2 separate regions of the Mus musculus genome follow, and region 2 is linked to region 1. The links are chromatin loops, found by intact Hi-C in ENCODE. Cell type or tissue: gastrocnemius. All regions are shown on one strand.

What was found. Peaks named below come from ENCODE experiments on the same cell type or tissue, not always from the same donor. Only the 100,000 strongest peaks of a DNase experiment are listed, where the experiment ranks them.
Region 2: a loop joins it to region 1, with 2.5 times the contacts of the local background. A loop is called at or near these places in 11 of 42 quality-filtered maps.

What each region holds. Positions count from the first base shown.
Region 1 is chr2:73,583,449-73,585,948 of GRCm38, forward strand. Chrna1os (cholinergic receptor, nicotinic, alpha polypeptide 1 (muscle), opposite strand) reads left to right here and starts at 1,412. Exons shown (of 2, transcript NR_153820.1): 1 at 1,412-1,559. In gastrocnemius, a CTCF peak has its summit at 1,301 (motif pointing right); DNase peaks (open chromatin) are centred at 1,316, 1,950 and 2,291; H3K4me3 peaks cover 1,259 bases; H3K27ac peaks cover 1,085 bases.
Region 2 is chr2:73,997,778-74,000,277 of GRCm38, forward strand. No RefSeq gene overlaps it. Among named protein-coding and RNA genes, the nearest start is that of Gm31472, 21 kb to the left of the region's middle. In gastrocnemius, a CTCF peak has its summit at 986; a DNase peak (open chromatin) is centred at 956.

The DNA of each region.
Region 1 (2,500 bases):
ATCACAATGATCCAGTAACAGTGAGTGTGTAGCCAAGAGCAGGAAGAAAAGAGACGTATCCAGTGGCTCTAGATTTTTTTTTTTTTTTAGTATACCATAATTTGCTTAAGCAACTCTTATCTTTGGATACTTGGGCAGCTTTCTTTATATCTCCGTGTGCATTAGCTTGTATAAAAAAATCATGCGGTGAGAATCTTTATACATACAGATCAGCCCACTGGGTTACACTCCCCCCAAGGCAGAAGTGCTTAAGTAACTTCAGTGCATACCAAATAGCCTGAGTCTCTATCTAGAACTTAGGAGGTCTCTGAGGCCCCTTTTATTGGAACTGTTCCTTTGACCCTACCACATTGCACTGTGATGTCAATTCTGCAGTTGATCAACATCTGTCTCTTCTACTGGACTTTACAGTGACAAGAGTCATGCCTGGGTCTCTTTGCTCTTGGTTGTTGCTTCAGCCTGTGGAGGATGGAGAGTCAGTAAGTCGTTGTTGCTGAGGGGTAAGTGGAAGTAAATTATAATTCAAGAGTAGAGTGGCAGGGTGTGGTAGCTCAGCCTGGAATCCCACCACTGCAGAGGCTGAGGCAAGAGGATTACTGGTTCCAGGTCAGCCCAGGCTATTGTCAGACCTGTATCAAAATAATAATAGACTAGGATAGATTGTACTGCTTGCTTTTATTTGAGGCAACAATGAGAATGTGACCCTCATTCTATCAATAACGCCAGTGCCATTCTGGGTCCCTCCAAAGTGTTTATGACTGACTAGTGAATGAATGAAAGAGAACATATCTATAAAAGCTCATCAAACGACATGATACAGAAGCAATCAAAAGCTGAGTTTCACTGAGTTTCATGGTTTGATGAACGGATTACAGTGGATCTGTCACTTCTATCCCCATTCACATATTACAAAGTTTATTCTTTATTAGATTTTTATATTATATTGTTACATAATTTCATGTATGTATACAATGTATTTAGGTTACACCTACTTCCAACCCCCACCCTCAACTCCTCCTGTGCCCATCCTCTTCCCAAATTCACATCCTATTCTTTTAAACAAAATTACAACCCAACCTAATTAGTGCTGCCTATGTCCCACCCGAATTTTAATTTTATTTTAACTGAGACGGGGTCCCTGCCTAGCCTGGAACTAGCTATGCAGACAAGACTGAACTTGAACTCACCTACTTCTGGGATAAAAGTCCTGTGCCACCACATTTGGGGCTCCTAGGAGCCCCCACCCCCACCCCCGCCCCTCAACCCGTGAAACATCCTTGTGCAGTGCTGTGCAGCAGCCCAGCGGCCAGCAGGTGGCAACAGACGGTCATTGAAGTGGTGATCCAGCCGCAGAGCCCTCTCTGAAAGGGCCGCCCCCCCCCCCCCCCCCCGCGGGGCTCTGAAGCCTTTTGCTATCCACAAGCGGAAACACCAAGCAAGCCAGCCTAGGACTCCCCTCAGAAGGGTCTCAGCAAAAGTCCAGCTCAGCTCCTGACATTGTGCGGCATGAAGTCCGGAGGAACTGAACAGTCGGAGAGCTGGCTGCAATGAATTTGACGGTTTGTTTTTTTTTTTTTCCCAAGGCCGACAAATCTTATCCAGGAATCTGCCTTTATCTTGGTCTGTCGGAAATGCTCGGACTTTTAAATTCTATTTTGTTATTGTTTGGAATTTTTGTTGTCAGACAGGGTCTTTCTATATGCTCCAAGCTAATCTGCAATTCCCCGGCCTCATTCCCTGAGTGTTTATATTTACAGGTATGTGCTGTGCTATCAGACTCACCTCCACCCCCAAACACACAGACAAGCTCTGAACCATGCACTTCAAGTTGATAGTTTTGTGATCAAATGGATCACACAGTGCTTCCTATGAGACACAAGCCAGATTCTTCGATTCTTTCGCGGCCTCTGAGTCTTGGAGCTGTGGTTCACAGCAGTAGGCATGGCGGTCCTATCTAGTTACAAGCTCTCCCTTTCTGAGAGCGGAAGAGGACATCATCCCTGAGTCAGGGAGAGAGTCCTGACGTCTCCCTTTTCGCTCTCCTCAGCGGAGTGGTGTTACTGTTGGGATTCAGACCCAGAACAAGAAACTGGGCTGAATATTTAACATACCAAAGTGGACCTGGCTTCCGGGTTCTCCCAGCATCCCTCAGTACCTACCTGGCAAAGCATGCCCTCTACTCTAAACTTCCCAGCCCAGAGGTTGGGCTTCCCCTCCCCCCAGAGGCTCTTCCCTTTATGAATCAGACATTCCGCTCTCCGCCCTTCTCTCTTTTCTCCCTTTCTCTGTGCGAGCTTTCTCTCTTTCTCTTCCTCCCTCCTCCACTCCCCCCACCCCCTCTGTCTCCCTCTCCATGGCGACTTGGCCTCATTTCTTGGAACCAGTGATCTCTCCTGTGTGCAGTTTCCCAATAAACCTGCCTTTATAAATATCGCTAATCTGGCTTGAATTGGCTCATTTCTCCGCCAGAGAAATAATTTATCAGTTACCTGTGATGTGT
Region 2 (2,500 bases), 410 kb after region 1:
GGTCACTATGCTGGAGTTACAAGTCCTATCAGTGGCCCTTGCTGGAACCCTGAGAGGGTAGGTGGGTGGCTACCATTCACACTCTTATCTCAGACAGGAATTTAGGAAATCAATGTACGTTTAAGGAAAGCCCTAGAATGAACCTCTAAATGAATTCTTCATTCTTCAACTATCAACCCTCAAAAATACAAATGGACAACTTTCCGCTTACATCACCAGTGCGGTCAGCATCAGGAGATGTGGGTGGTTTGCTCCTGTGGCCTGGAGCTGAGGGTGACAGCCTAGAGGAAAGCCAGGTGAGAAGGAAAGTCAAGATCTAGTTTCTTCTTCTTCTTCTTCTTCTTCTTCTTCTTCTTCTTCTTCTTCTTCTTCTTCTTCTTCTTCTTCTTCTTCTTCTTCTTCTTCTTTCTTCTTCTTCTTCTTCTTCCACAAATCAAAAAAGAGATTGTTTCAAAGTGTAACAGGGAAGGTTGCATTCAGCCTGAAGAGACTGAGACTTCTGTATGGGGTTTCTTTCAGCCAACTTCTGGGACAGGTTATGTGAATCACCCGGATGCTTATCAACGCACCTTAAAAGTAAAGTAATGGTACTGTATACAGAAACAGTTTGGGAATTATAACTAGTTATTCTCATCATCTCGTGCCTGAGTGTCATCAGTATGATTAAAGTAATTGATTTTTCCCTTGTCATTGCATCTTCTTATCCATCACCAGTAACCTATAATCTTTATTTGTTGCTATAAACAGAGGGAGTCTTGACTTCAGAAAACCAATGCCCTTCCCTTTGGTTTAACTTCAGAGCTGATTTTGGCCCATGATGAATTGCTGAATGGTTGATTTCTTCACACTCCTTTTTGCTAACCTTTCTTGACAGCTCCTGGATTGCTCTACCTAGTAATTTGCTCTGTAATAATCGCTACTGTGAGATGTTTCCTTGTTCTCCTTTTCTTTACAAGGATTCTTAACACCCTCTGTAGGTGAGAATATGCAATTACAGATACAAAGTGTTCCCCAGGGAATGGCCTTTCAGCCGCCACCAGGATTTTTCTAATGCAACTGTTAAATGTAATGAAAACAAAGAATCTGATTCTCCAAACATCCAGTTCAAATAAAAATTTAATTAAAAGTTATGAGCACATTTTATTGATTAACAATTTTGGTAATTAAAGAGTGTGGTTGGCATTTTTTTCTATTTGGATTTGTTCTTCCTTTGAGATCTCTAATTGTTGTATGGCTTTACATTTATTGATAACTCTGTTTGATGAATGCAGATGCCACCTTTTACGGCCGTCGTTGACAGAGTAATCATATTGTGAGGAACACCAGGCTTATGTAGTAACAGCTGTTGCAGTTATCCATGCTGACATCCATGGGGGAAACGTGTTTGCTGCTATCATGGGTACATGATAAATGAAAGGTGCAATAAAGCACAAGCTAACATTTTGAATATCCTTACAACTCTTGGAACTTTATTGCGTATTACAGGCACTTTGATCTCTGTCCAGTACTTAAGACTTAATTATCAGACTAATTGCATAGACTATGTTCATTTTCACTGGTAATCCTTTTGTGATTAGCTTCTGTGTTCAATAACTGACTTATCCTTTAATTAAAAGGACTATTAACCTTAAGGCTGTTGCCATGTCTTGGGATTAACCCATCTAGAGTTAATGTTTAATATCATTGTAAAAGCTTTTGCTGAAAGGTATATTATAAAAACGTGGAGAGGGAAACCCATGGAAGGTGTCTTACTTTTTTTGGATGTGGAAAAAAAAAAGGCTCTGCTAAAGGCGAGGATTTAAAAGAAAAACTTCCTTGTAGGTTAAATTTACTTAGGATCTCCCTAGCTGTACAGCCTTGGGATTAACCCTTTGCACTCTGCCCCTCACATACAGGAAAAACATGCTTACTTGGGATAAAGCAGACTTTTCTCCTGATTTTCAAAATCATTCCATGTGCATCTGATTGGGATGCTTGGATGCAAGGGGTCCAGGATAAAGAATCTCTTCTCTTCTCTTCTCTTCTCTTCTCTTCTCTTCTCTTCTCTTCTCTTCTCTTCTCTTCTTTTTTCTTTAGGTCTTGGTAGCTGAAAGGGTCTTGATATGGCTTCCTTTAGAATGGTCCACAGAAGTTTGAAAACAGAAACTATGGCAGTAACTTTACATATGTAGCAAGCTGTGTGTCATAAGGGAAGCTGAAATGAAGTTAGCAGGTAACTGGCATAGCTGTGGAAATGCAGATTGGGGGTGAAGGGGGGGGGGGCAGGACAAGCACCACCGTGCAGAGAGCGTGCCAAACAGCCAGATGCAGCTGCTGGAAGCACTCCGTCTCTTCTCCACGTTGGCATCTGGGTTCTGCAATGAACATTTCCCTCAGTGTGTTCCATGTGCAGAGTGTATCCCTGTCGCTGTACCCCACCGCTGAGGATAGGGAAGAGAGATGGCTCCTCCTCTTCTCTTCTTGCTTCTCATCTCACCTCCCTGAGGTAGGAGCATTGATT